Linked DNA regions of Homo sapiens: region 1 is linked to region 2. Evidence: chromatin loops called from intact Hi-C (ENCODE). Cell type or tissue: PC-3. All regions are shown on one strand. Each heading gives the region's core, and the rest is flanking DNA. Links, peaks and the distances in the headings are about the cores only.

Region 1 (7,365 bases), core at 2,985-5,484, 120 kb after region 2:
GCAGAGCCTAAATCACACAGGGTTTTGCAACTCCAGGTGAGGTTGCAGTGAAAGCCTAGAGAACTCCTGGGGAAGAGTGCATTTAGCTCCTTTTCATTTCTAATTGAATTTCAGACTAGGTTTATATTTCTAGAATGGAAATAATTTGCCCTCAAAAGCATGAAAGCTTTGCCCCATTGTCTTCAAGGTATTTGAATTCTCCTTCTGGAAACATATGACCTATTTTTTCCTTGTAGAAACATTTAGAGTCTTCTTTTGTATCTGTGTTATTTTGAAATGTTATAAAGATATTCTTTGATACTTGTCTTTTCCCATTCATTGTGCTGTGCCCTCAACAGGAAATTTTGCTCTGAAAATTCTTACCTTTCAGTTTGGAGAGATATTCTTACATTATGTCTTTGATATTTCTCTTTCAATTTTCTCTGTTCCTTGTTTCTGAAACTCCTACCAAGGAAATTTTTATCTCTTTTCTGACTTTATTTTTGTATCCTTTTTTTTTCCTATTTTGCATCTCTTTGCTTTTTAACCTTATTATTTGAGAGCTGTCCCCAACTTTATCTTCCAATCCTTCTATTGCATGTTTTATTTTTGCTATCATAATATTAATTTCCCAGAGTAGTTTTAGTTATCTGAATGCTCCTATTTTTTTAAGATCAGTTGTTTCATGGAGGAAATTTTTTTTTTTCATAACTTTAAGAATATCTATCTATATATGTATATTTCCTCCTGCTTCCTGAGCTTTCTCTGTCCCTGTGAGTTTCTTTGTTTTGTTCTTTCATGTCTGGGTTTCTTCAAATGTTCAGTGATCCCGCATGGTCTGTTTCTATTTTAAAATGAGGCTCTGAAAGACTAATTTGGAAGCTGTGTGTGTTCAGGCAGCGTTTTTTTTGTATTGTGAGTATCATGTGGGGATATTGTGACAAGGTCTATCTTTACATTTGCTTTTTCTTTCTTGGGTGGTCAGTTTCCTTAGAAAGGAATGAATACGTGGCTGTCTGTGTGTTTGGGAGTGAAACTGGGACACACTTGCCATGATGAAGACTTCCAGTTTTCTCCCTCGTTGCAGTTTAAGAAAAGTGTGCCATCTGTTTCCTGCCAAGAACCTGCCTGATAAGCTTTTGGCTATGCCAGAAATCTCTTGTCCAGAGCCCCTCTGGTTCAGTGTATTCAATGAATAAACCACCAAGTCTTTGCCACAGATTAAGTGAGAAAACAAATGTTCCAAAAAAAGTTGCAGAACAGTATATGCATAATATGATTCACATAATTTAAAATAGTGTGCGTGCATTCCAGTTCCACATGCCTCCTATATGCTTTGTGAAATCAAGTTTATGGGAGGCTATTGTTTTAGACTGAGCTCCTGCACTAGACCCCGACGGACCAGACCAAACCAGAATGGGTCACTTGTGCCAAGTGCCAGGTAATCAAACTGAACTTAGAAATGGGTGTTTCCAAAACAGGAGGAGAATAACAGCAACCAATCCAAAGGGGCCCAGTCCGATGTCCAGCTGCTTCTCCTCTCTCTGTCGGTTGAGTGTGGGGTGGGAGGCGGGGTGGGCCACGGGTAGTTTAGGAAAAGGCAACATTTGAGCAGAAACAGGGATGTAAGTTTTTACCTTGGGCTGTGGTCTTAGGCTTTTTGGCTTGAGTATGGGACTTTGCCAGGGACTCACCTTTTTCTGCCTAGAATTTCTCTGCTGCCTGTCCCTATCCGAAGGAGTACACTCTAAAACAATAATAAAAAAAAAGTATAGTAAATACATAAACAAGTAATGGTCCTTTATTGTCATTATCAAGTATTATGTACTATTCATAATTGTACATGTTATGCTTTTGTACAACCGGCAGCACAGTAGGTTTACACCAGCGTCACCACAAACATGATTAATGCATTGCACTATGACATTAGGACAGCTATGACATCATTAGGCTACAGGAATTTTTCAGCCCCATTATAATCTTATGGGACACCCTGTACTACATCCATTGCTCACCAAAATGTGGTTATGTAATGCATAACTGTACATTCAATTGTTAACAGGATTTAACTCTAGGAAATGGTTGTGGGGTAAAAGAAAGAAACAAAGAACTTCTAATTTTTAATTTTTACAATTCTCTACTCTTCCCCTGAATGACCGTATATAACTTTATAATGTTTCTCACAAACAGCTCCCGGTGTAATTCTGATGCTCAGCTAGACTTGGAATCACTGGCTACTGTCTATTTCTGTGTTCCTCTCTCAGCAGAATATTGGAATTAAAATGATAGCGAAGACTGAATGGCCAAATGATAGGAATTCTACAGAAGTCTTCCTGTATGAGGTTGTGGGAACATGGGTGGTGCACAAAGAAAATGGTCAGCTTGGATTGTTTTTCATTTAATGCATTTTTGGTACAAAAATGTCTCAGTTTTTGTTGTTGCTTGTTTGTTTGACATAGGGTCTCCCTCTGTCACCCAACTTCAAGGACAGTGGCTGGATCACAGCTCACTGCACCCTCGAACACCCTGGCCCAAGCGATCCTCCTGCCTCAACCTCCACAGTAGCTGGGAATACAAGTACATGCTACCACACCCAGTTTATTTTTTAATTTTTAGTAGAGACAGGCTGGTCTTGAATTCTTGGGCTCAAGTGATCCTTCCGCCTCAGCCTCCCAAAGTGCTGGGATTACAGGCATAAGCCACTGTGCCCATCCTGAGTATTTGTTTTATAGAGTACTGTGGACATCCAATAGATATTGATAATTATATCAATACTTTACCTGTGAATCCAAACAAGTAGGACTACATATGGTGCAATATGGCTTTAAGTTAAATAAATGATATTGTCTTAAATGTACCCCCATACTTAAAATAGCCATATGAAAAAATACTGATCTATATTGTTTCTTTTTCATACACACACATACATTACAGAATTTGTTTGTAAAAGCAAAGCACTAATTACCTAACCACCTCAACACAATGACTATTTAAAAATATTTATTTATATTAGATCTCAAAACAAATCTTCTATTGTTCATGTAAGTAAATTTTCTTGAGTTTTTGTCCGATTTTTATAATTCTGAAAACTAGTAATACATTTCACTTTTCTGTACACAGATATTTTTATAAACTGCAATATGTTTGAAAGTATTTTTTCCATTAAATAAAAGAGTAGTATTATGTTTCGAAGTGTCTGCTGTTACTGTTTCCACCCACTAAAAAAACATTCCATTGCTACTGAAAAAAAGTCACTTTTTTCCCTCAAAACGTTGTCAGAAATTCATGCGATAGTCTTTTCTTTTTCTTTTCTTTCTTTCTTTTTTTTTTTTAAATTCTTTGCTAGGGCAAAGGGGAGGGAATATTATGTTGTAGATCATGGCCTTATGTACCCTTGTAGTTAAATTTTGAGAAAAAATAGTTTTGAGTAAACAAACAACTAAAGCATCAACTATTTTATTTGTAACCACAGTTTTAAATCGTGTGTGGATCTTTTGTTTCTGGCTATGGGAAAGGTAAATAGGGCAGTTCCTCTTACAATCATGAGCCAGATTCCATTACATTTTCCTGCTTGTCCAAATAGCGAACGATGTCGTTTGTTGCTGTTCACTGCTAATTATCAGTCTTTCTACAAATTCAAGTAATTGCATTATTTGGAATTCCATGCTCCTTTAAGCCCCGCCAATGTTTTGTTTTGTATTGTAGTGCTCTGCAAATCTGTATAAAGCAATGTATCATTGTTAAATAGAGAAAAAAAGACCTTTCAGAAAGAATTACCCTGAAACTTTTAATACGACTATTTTTTGTTGTTTGTGCCTGGCTCCAGTCTGAATATCAGCGTAAGCATCACACTAATTTGTGAGTTTTTCCATTGTCGGTGAATGGGGTGCCCTCGGATACTTGAGTTTTTCTAAGCCTTTGCTTTCACTCCAACTGTGGGTCCTGCCACGCCCTAGCAACATTTCAACAACAAAGGCACGCCTCTGAAAAGTATGCAGCACGCTCTGTCACTTTTTCCTCCTTGTACAATCTTACCACTGAGCAAATGATGCGCTTGTTGTTTAAGCAATTGGTAAAGCAATGGTGAATAAACAATAATTTCTTGTTTATTCTAATGAAAGAGTAGTTGTTGAAAATGGCTAGCATGGCTATAAATATTCAAATAGGAGTTGTACGTTGCCAAATACCTTCATTTATTTACTGAACATGCCCTTCAAAGAGATTTTTTTTCTTCTTTTTTTTTAATTATACTTAAGTTCTGGGATACATGTGCAGACTATGCAGGTTTCTTACATAGGTATACATGTGCCATGGTGGTTTGTCTCACCCATTAACCCATCATCTACATTAGGTATTTCTCCTAATGCTATGCCTCCCTTTGCCCTCCACCCCCCGACAGGCCCCAGTGTGTGATGTTCCCCTCCCTGTGCCCATATGTTCTCATTGTTCAACTCCCGCTTATGAGTGAGAACATGCAGTGTTTGGTTTTCTGTTCCTGTGTTAGTTTGCTGAGAATGATGGTTTCCAGCTTCATCTATGTCCCTGCAAAGGACATGAACTCATTCTTTTTTATGGCTGCATAGTATTCCATGGTGTATATGTGCCACATTTTCTTTATCCAGTCTATCCTTGATGGGCATTTGCACTGGTTCCAAGACTTTGCTATTGTGAATAGTGCTGCAGTAAAAATACGTGTGCATGTGTCTTTATAGTGGAATGATTTATAATCCTTTGGGTATATACTCAGTAATTGGATTGCTGGGTCAAATAGTATTTCTAGTTCTAGATCCTTGAAGAATTGCCACACTGTCTTCCACAATGATTGAACTAATTTACACTCCCACCAACAGTGTAAAAGTGTTGCTGGAGTGCAGTGGTGTGATCTCAGCTCACTGCAACCTCCGCCTTCTGGTTTCAAGTGATTCTCCTGCCTCAGCCTCCCGAGTAGCTGGAATTACAGGTGTCCGCCACCACATCCAGCTAACTTTTATATTTTTAGTAGAGATGGGGTTTCGCCACGTTGACCAGGCTGGTCTCAAACTCCTGACCTCGTGACCCACCTGCCTCAGCCTCCCAAAGTGCTGGGATTACAGACATGAGCCACCATACCCGGCTGCTTTTTTGTGACAGGATCTCACTCTGTCACCAGGCTGGAGTGCAGTGGCATGATCACAGCTCACTGCAGCCTTGACCACCTCGACCTCCTGAGCTCAATCCATCCTTTTGCCTCAGCCTTCCAAGTAGCTTGGACTACAGATTAGCTAAGCCACCACACTTAGGTAACTTTTAATAGAGACAGGGTCTCCCTGTGTTTCCCACGCTGGTCTTGAACTCCTGGGCTCCAGTGCCCGGCCTGTATCCTGACTTTTTAATGATTGACATTCTAACTGACGTGAGATGGTATCTCACTGTGGTTTTGATTTGCATTTCTCTAATGACCAGTGATGATGAAAGTCTTCCTTTGAAAAGTGTCTGTTCATATCCTTTGCCCACCTTTTGATGGGGTTGTTTTTTTCTTGTAAATTTGTTTAAGTTCCTTGTAGATTCTGGATATTAGCCCTTTGTCAGAAGGATAGATTGCAAACATTTTCTCCCATTCTGTAGGTTGCCTGTTCACCCTGATGATAGTTTCTTTTGCTGTGCAGAAGCTCTTTAGTTTAGTTAGATCCCATTTTTCATTTTTGGCTTTTGTTGCCATTGCTTTTGGTGTTTTAGTAATGAAGTCTTTGTCCATGCCTATATCCTGAATGGTATTGCCCAGGTTTTCTTCTAGGGTTTTTATGGTTTTATGTCTTACATTTAAATCTTTAATTCATCTTGACTTAATTTTTGTATAAGGTGTAAGGAAGGGGTCCAGTTTTAGTTTTCTGCATATGGCTAGCCAGTTTTCCCAACACCATTTATTAAATAGGGAATCCTTTCCCCATTGCTTGTTTTTGTCAGGTTTGTCAAAGATCAGATGGTTGTAGATGTGTGGTGTTATTTCTGAGCCCTCTGTTCTGTTCCATTGGTCTATATATCTGTTTTGGTACCAGTACCAAGCTGTTTTGGATACTATAGCCTTGTAGTATAGTTTGAAGTCAGGTAGCATGATGCCTCCAGCTTCTATATTTTTGCTTAGGATTGTCTTGGCTATACGGGCTCTTTTTTGGTTCCATATGAAATTTAAAGTAGTTTTTTCTAATTCTGTGAAGAAAGTCAATGGTAGCTTTATGGGAATAGCATTTAATCTAAAAATTACTTTGGGCAGTATGACCATTTTCATGATATTGATTCTTCCTATCCATGAACATGGAATGTTTTTCCATTTGCTTGTGTCCTCTCTTATTTCTTTAAGCAGTGGTTTGTAGTTCTCCTTGAAGAGGTCCTTCACATCCCTTGTAAGCTGGATTCCTAGGTATTTTATTCTCTTCATAGCAATTGTGAATGGGAGTTCACTCATGATTTGGCTCTCTGTGTATTTGTGTATAGGAATGCTTGTGATTTTTGCACATTGATTTTGTATCCTGAGACTTTGCTGAAGGTGCTTGTCAGCTTACGTTTTGGGGCTGAGATGATGGGGTTTTCTAAATATACAATCATGTCATCTACAAACAGGGATAATTTGACTTCCTCTCTTCCTATTTGAACACACTTTATTTCTTATCTTGCCTGATTGCCCTTCCAATTCTATGTTGAATAGGAGTGGTGAGAGAGGGCATCCTTGTCTTGGGCTGGTTTTCAAAGGGAATGCTTCCAGTTTTTGCCCATTCAGTATGATATTGTCTGTGGGTTTGTCATAAATAGCTCTTATAATTTTGAGATACGCTCCATCAATACTTGGTTTATTGAAAGTTTTTAGAATGAAGGGGTGTTGAATTTTGTCGAAGGCCTTTTCTGCATCTATTGAGATAATCACGTGGTTTTTGTCATTGATTCTGTTTATGTGATGGATTACATTTATTGATTTGCGTATGTTGAACCAGCCTTGTATTTCAGGGATGAAGTCAACTTGATCACGGTGGATAAGCTTTTTACTGTGCTGCTGGATTTGGTTTGCCAGTATTTTATTGAGGATTTTCGCATCAATGTTCCTCAATTGTGTATTGAGGAACACCCACCCTCAATTGGGAGGGTGTATGTGTCCAGGAATGTGTCCATTTCTTCTAGATTTTTGTAGAGGTGTTTATAGTATTCTCTGATGATAGTTTGTATTTCTGTGGGATCAGTGGTGATCTCCCCTTTATCATTTTTTATTTCATCTATTTGATTCTTCTCTCTTTTCTTCTTTATTGGTCTGGTTAGCAGTCTATCTATTTTGTTAATCTTTCCAAAAAACCAGCTCCTGGATTCATTGATTTTTTTTGAAGGGGTTTTTGTGTCTCTATCTCCTTCAGTTCTGCTCTG
Region 2 (7,365 bases), core at 2,063-4,562:
AAACAGATCTCATAGCCTCTTCATAAAAGCAATAATAATAGCAAGCATGTATATACATTGAGAAACAAAAATAAAATCCTAAGTCCCTCGACTGACTGAACAGACCCCCTCTTGGACAATGGGACTCCAGAAAAAATTTAAAAACTGAGTTCCCAGCTATGACTGGGTAGGAGGTAGGACATGCCTAGTTATATCCAGTTCCTCAGTAACTACCATTATACTTTCTTTCCTAAGGGTTCAACAGAAACCAGCCCTTTCTAAAGACTTGCTGAACTCTGGCACAGCAACTGACCAGCATTCTTTCCTGATCAGAGACCAGTGAGCGCACTAAATGCCTTCCTGTACCTGCTTCACCTTTGGACACATAGGGCCTAATCATAATACATTTAAGTGTTAAGTCTCCATCCCAAAATCAACATGGGATGCAGGTAACATGCTTATTTGCTTACTACACGTGTGTACCCCCTTCATGAATATTCATATCTTCCCCAGTAACCTGTTGAATATGCACACGTGGTCAGCCCATTCAGCATAAAGTCCTGTCTCATCCTTCCCTTCTTTGAAGTGCTTGCTTTTGGCTTCTGTGGGAGACTTCGCTTCCCAGATGGTCAGCCTGCAACTTACAACATCCGGGCGCAGTGGGTCACACCTGTAATCCCAGCACTTTGGGAGGCCAAGGCAGGTGGATCACCAGAGGTCAGGAGTTCAAGACCAGCCTGGCAAACATGGTGAAACCCCGTCTCTACTAAAACACAAAAATTAGCCAGGTATGGTGGCACACGCTTGTAATCCCGGCTACTCAGAGGCTGAGGCAGGAGAATCGCTTGAACCCAGGAGGCGGAGGTGGCAGTGAGCTGAGATTACACCACTGCACCCCAGCCTGGGTGACAGAGTGAGACTCCGTCTCAAAAAAAAAAAAAAAAAAAAAAAGAATAAAGCTCTCCTTTCCAAATTTATAAATCTCATGATTCTTCAGTTGACAACATATACATTATATATATATGTGTGTGTTTGTGTATATGTGTGTGTGTGTATATATATATATATATATACACACACACCTATATGTTAGGTTAGTGCACAATTGCAGTTTTTGCTACTTAAAAGTAATTGCAATTTTTGCCATTAAAAGTTGTATGTATTTTCCAGGCACTGTTCTAAGTACTTTCCACATAGTGATTCTCTTTTCCATGTATTTACTTATTCCATATATTGGCTTGATATATGAATTTCCATATATGGACTCCATATATTGACTCATAGTATTGATGACAGCTCTTACAGAGGACAGCACCATGCAATGAACAGTCAAGAGTAGCAACATGACAGGATTGGGATGCAAACCCTGGCCATGTGTACAGTGTCTGTGTTCTGCTATTACATTCCATGTTCAGCATGGCCCAATATGGGAGCCACTAGTCACATGTGCCCATATTTAAAATTTGAATTAGCTTAATTAAAATTAAATAAAATTACAAACTCACTTCTTCAGTTGCACTAGCCACAGTTCAAGAGATCAATAGCCACATGAGGCCTGTGGCTTCTATTGTACAGAACAGATATAGAACACTTCCATCATCACAGAGAGTCCTATTGGACGGCAGTGGCATAGACAAAGCCTTGTTGTCTGTGCTCCTAACCATGACACTTTACTGCCTCGTGGACTCTAGCAGTGTACCTACTTTGCCTGTCTATTGTCATAGTTTCCCTTGAATTCAAAACAAATTCAAAAAATTTTTCATTCTTCTATTGAACAAGTAGTTTACTTAAGGCCTACATTTTACCCCCCTATTCAATACAACATACCAAAGGTGGCAGACAGGAAACACGTTCCCTGCCATTAAAAATTGAGAATCTACTTGAATAATGTGAGTGAATTCTCTGGTGCCTGCCACAATGGGGTGATGCTCTATTCCAGTGGAACAAATCCACGAGATCGTAGAAAGACATGATTATTACAGGCAAATTTAACTACTAAAAAATTACTTTCCAAATATTCTCTTGCACTCTTATGGCTTACGACTTTACATTTCTCCCGCAGAATCACTGACCCACATCATGGCTCAATCTATTTCATCTGACCAGAGCCTGTGTAAGTAATCTGTGACTCACCTGAAGCACTGTATTGTTTGCTATATTACAGGACCTTTTCACTAGATGTGAAATGAAATCATGGAACCCAAATACCTCCTACATACTTCCTGGCTCTGATGCTCTGTAACAGTGACCCCTCTGGGACAATGATTTTATATCAGAGTACGCCCAAAGTTAAACTCAGGTAGGAGACAAGAGAGAGCGACCACAGGCACAGGTGTGAGGCAGAGGGCAGAAAACTGAGTGTGGACAAGCCAGACCTTGCGTGCAGTCCAGTTGCACCATGTTTGTGGTCTTCTACACCTAGCCAAAGCCAATAAACCCCCAGAAGTAAAAGGAAATCTTGATGACCATCAATTTCTTTCCATCAGCATTTTTTCTTTCTACTCCTCTTCTTTACATCTTCCATTCTTCTACTTTGTTTCTTCTTTTTTTCTAACTTCATCATCATTTTAGACCTGAACGTGGTACCATGGTCTTTTCAGCATTCAAGCTTTTCATGATCTATTGAGAATTAGGGAAAGTATTCTTCCTTTAAAATTCCTTTCCTGCCTCCTTCTCCACTTCCTTTTCCTATCTTATTAAGAGTAGCTACCATAATGGGAATGGGGAACTTATATGCTGCAGCTTTATGTACTGTGTTTTATTCTTATCATCTCATTCAATCTTAGAACACCTCAGCTGGTAGGATTATAAGACACTAGCCAGTAATAATGTGAAAATATATTAACACTCAAGAAAAAAACGAAAAAAACAAGCAAAGATTTTTCATTTATTTATTTTTTTGAGACGGAGTCTTGCTCTGTCACCCAGGCTGGAGTGCAGTGGCACGATCTCTGCTCACTGCAACCTCTGCCTCCCAGGTTCAGGTGATTCTCTGGCTTTAGCCTCCCAAGTAGGTAGGATTACAGGTGCGCTCTACCACACCCAGCTAATTTTTGTATTTTAAGTAGAGATGGGGTTTCACCATGTTGGCCAGGATGGTTTCCAACTCCTGACCTTAAGTGATCTGCCCACCTCGGCCTCCCAAAGTGCTGGGATTACAAGACTGAGTCACCACGCCTAGCCAAGCAAAAATATTCTGATGACTAATCTCGTAAATAGTTTCTGATGCAGCAGGCGTAGTCATTCAACTTTACTTTTCTTTTCTTTTCTTTTTTTTTTTTTTTGAGACAGAGTCTTTGTCCCCCAGGCTGGAGTGCAGTGGCACAATCTCAGCTCACTGCAACCTCTGCCTCCCGGGCTCAAGCAATTCTCCTGCCTCAGCCTCCCAAGTAGCTGGGATTACAGGCATGCACCACCACGCCCAGCTAATTTTTGTATCTTTAATAGAGATGGGGTTTCACCATGTTGGCTAGGCTGGTCCCAAACTCCTGACCTCAAGTAATCCGCCCACCTCGGCCTCCCAAAGTGCTGAGATTACAAGCATGTGCCACCGCGCCTGGCCAAGCAAAGCTATTTTGATGACTAATCTCTTAAATAGTTTCTGATGCAGCAGGCATATTCATTCAACTTTAACTTGCCTCATTTCACCTACAGGATTGACTTTCATCTGTGAATGAAGATGACTTCCACTGAATCTTTAAAAAAATCATATTATAAACACTGATTGTTGTAGCTCTGTTAAGCTTAAACTTCCTACATTTCTCCTTACAAGTTTAATAATGTATTTTTTAAAGGTGTGGGTAAATACAGGCTCCATAATAATATCTACAAATGAACCTTTAGCATATCCATTCTTCAAATGCCTACAGCCCTTGGATGCTAACAGCCTCAGATAGAATCTGAGTCCCGCCTATGTTTGCCAAACAATCCTGGCTTATAGGGTAATTGAGAAATCTCCGGAACTATTTTCATTATTCCCTCAGACTAGATCTGTCCTCATGTAAGTATTAAGGCTATAAACAGTTTAATTTTATTTTTTTCTTATTAGCTTAATCAAATGTGCCATGTGAAAATTATTCTTGTGGGATGAACAGATATTTGATAAAGCACATATAGTAATTTTTAATTGTAGATCTTGGTGATGGGCATATGAATATTCACTGTATAGTTCTTTCAACTTTTTAAATTTGAACGTTTTTAAAGTAAAATGTTTAAAATCTCCTTTGTAAAATATTTATCATATATTCTACAGATATTTATTAACTCCTGCTGTATACCAGGCACTGGTATATGATGGGAAAGGAGCTTACAGTTTAAGGCAACAATCCTGCAGAACTGGCTTATGTTGAACTTGGAACCCAAAGCTGAGGAACAAATATTCTTTGTCTTTTTTTTTTTGAGACGGAGCTTTGCTCTTGTTGCCCAGACTGGAGTACAATGGCGTGATCTTGGCTCACTGCAATCTCTGCCTCCCGAGTTCAAGTGATTCTCCTGCCTCAGCCTCCCAAGTAGCTGGGATTACAGGCATGAACCACCACGCCCAGCTAATTTTGTATTTTTAGTAGAGACAGAGTTTCTCCATGTTGGTCATGCTGGTCTCAAACTCCCAACCTCAGGTGATCCTCCCACCTCAGCCTCCCAAAGTGCTGGGATTACAGGCGTAAGCCACCATGCCTTGCCCATATATTCTTTTAGTTGAAACAGGAAAACCCCTCTGAGCCTACCCAGCCTACAGGGGTGAGGGTCCCCAGTTATGTGCCTGTTGATAGTGAGCCAATCGAAGACTTTGAACAAATGATTGAAAAGCCAATCAGAAAGCTCCATTACCCACTCCCATATCCTCCACATCACTTCCAAAAGTCCTACCCGAAGAGGGCATACCACCCAATAGAACACTGACCAACCAAATATTGGCCTAAGGCTTCCTCATTTTATTCTGCAAAACCCACTGTCCTTTCAAATCTCTTTGAGTCTCTACCAGTTTCCTTCCTTGCAATTGCAGCTCACTCCTTTGCTACAGTAAGCTCTGAATAAGTAGCCATTGATGAACTCAACAGGCATCTTCATCCTTTTGATATTCCTCAACTATAGTCATCTACATGTTTAATTGAAATCAGTTGTGACAACTCTTCAAAAACAAATACGGTGCCTACATTTCTTTTCTCTATAATTCCATACTCCTTTGTACTGCAGTCTGCTTCTAACAGGGAAGGGGATCAAGTTACAGGTAGCTTGCCTAGAATGGCATATAACCCACTGTGCCTCCTTGTTCGAGAAGGTCATCTATACTGTGATTTTCCAGGCGAAAAATGTTGAGGACCACTGAGTATTCAACTTGACGCATCTATGGGTTGGTGCCTATATTTTGAACAAAATAGAATCAATTGCTCTGCGATAAACTGAGTTTCTCCTGGAATCTAGTTAGTGAGATCAACAGATGAAACTAGAGAGCTGGATTTTACACCACTTGTCTCTTAACAAGGACAGCAAATACATGAATTGTGCTTAATATATGCCACTGATACTTAACAGAAATAACTCACATATTCACAACAGCCCCAGGCAAAGCAGGCAACATTATCCTCATTTTACAGATAAGAAAACAGAGGCACAAAAGTGAACTTCCCCCAAGGTCACAAAGGCAAGTGACAGAACCAGGTTACAAACTCAGACAGTCAGCTTCCAAAATCTATGCTCTTATCCAATATGCTACACTTCCTCTACTTAGGGTTTTATATTATTTAAGGCATTTATTTCTATGAATGTCAGGGGAAAAAACATTAGCATAAAAAAATTACCAACTACTCTCTCCTCAATGGGACTATTCTGTAGCTTAAAAAAAATAAGATACCCTACATAAGCAATGACAAGGTAACCATTTATGAATGCCTGACTGGTAGCCTGGCTGTGGGGCTTCATCTTTTATTAATATGGAAGGGGAACACTGCTTTCCTTTGTATGGCCTTATAAAGATTTACTTAAAAAGAAAACTGCTTCATATACTAATATCGGAATAAGATTTGGTAAAGTTCAATCATAACTCTTGGGACACAGACTTCTCCACATGATTGGCACAGAAGGAAAAGTGCCAATTCTGCTTTTTTGCTAATGTATTTGGTCAATTCCTGAGATAGTCATTGTGCTCTGTTTCACGAGGAGCAAAGTTTTTATGCTTTATAGCAGATCAAAGACTCTGCCCTTTTCCTCTAACTTTCCTGCTCAGCCAATTATTTTCCACTTTCTGTCATTTAGTGGTAAGCACACGCTGAGCAAGAACTTCCATATAGAAGCAGGCCTAGCTGCACTAAATATACTGGATGTACTGGCTTCTCTACCTACATCTTAAGGGGTAGAAAAGTTAACCACCTGTGTTCATATGGCTAGTTGTCATAATAAATGTAAAGAGAATGTCCCTCCCCATTTCTATTCTGGAAAATGGCAATTTATTTTATACCTAGCTCAACATCATTAAAACAGAGGCAATCATTTTATTAGGAACCTTGAAATAGTTGTCTTAAGCCCTTATCAGCACATGTGATAGGCCTGGACAGCTTACGGAATTAGGGCAACTAAGGAAAACTGAAGGTGTCTAACTGCTACTTAAAATACATGTTAATGTTTCTCATAATGCAGGTCTGAGGATAAATAAGTTTTCTCACCTTTTGTTTAACTATTTTACCCTCTTTTGGAAAGTTATTTTTAATGGAAATAGAATTCTGGGTTGACTTTTTCTCTTTAAGCTCATTAAAGATAGTCCGTTGTCAGCTGGGCACGGTGGCTCACGCCTGTAACCCCAGGACTTTGGGAGGCTGAGGTGGGAGGATCACCTGAAGTCAGGAGTTTGAGACCAGCCTGGCCAACATGGCAAAACCCTGTCTCTACTAAAAATACAAAAATTAGCCAGGCCTGGTGGCGCCCACCTGTAATTCCAGCTACTCGGGAGGCCGAGGCTGGAGAAGCTCTTAAACTGGGGAGGTGGAGGTTGCAGTGAGCCGATGTTGTGCCATTGCATTCCAGCCTGGACGACAAGAGTGAGACTCCATCACAAAAAAAAAAAAAAAAAAAAAAAAAAGTCCATTGTCTTTTGGACTCTATTGTTTCTGATGAGAAGTTAGCTGTCATTGTATTGTTGTTCCTCTGGAAATTATGTGTCATCCTCTCATTCCCAGAAGCTTATAAGGTTTTTCTCTTTAAATAGTCTGATTATGATGTCCCTAGGTATAGTTCTCTGCATTTATCCTGCTTGGGGTTTGTTGGCTGTCTGGGATTTGTAAATTATTATTTCACCAATTTTAGGTAATTTTTTATCTTTTTTCAAATATTTTATCCTTTTCTTGCTCTCCTCTTCCTGTAGGACTCCTATTTGAGTTTTGTTAGACTGTTTGA

The links. Peaks named below come from ENCODE experiments on the same cell type or tissue, not always from the same donor. Only the 100,000 strongest peaks of a DNase experiment are listed, where the experiment ranks them.
Region 1: a loop joins it to region 2, with 7 times the contacts of the local background. A loop is called at or near these places in 1 of 110 quality-filtered maps.

The regions. Positions count from the first base shown.
Region 1 is chr18:70,239,865-70,247,229 of GRCh38, reverse strand. No RefSeq gene overlaps it. Among named protein-coding and RNA genes, the nearest start is that of RTTN, 38 kb to the right of the region's middle. In PC-3, for the core only: no CTCF peak of the experiment used is centred there; DNase peaks (open chromatin) are centred at 3,489 and 3,959; H3K4me3 peaks cover 1,257 bases; H3K27ac peaks cover 1,862 bases.
Region 2 is chr18:70,354,022-70,361,386 of GRCh38, reverse strand. No RefSeq gene overlaps it. Among named protein-coding and RNA genes, the nearest start is that of LIVAR, 20 kb to the right of the region's middle. RefSeq lists an enhancer at 2,865-4,064. In PC-3, for the core only: a CTCF peak has its summit at 2,249; DNase peaks (open chromatin) are centred at 2,156, 3,166, 3,556 and 3,856; H3K4me3 peaks cover 1,418 bases; H3K27ac peaks cover 2,500 bases.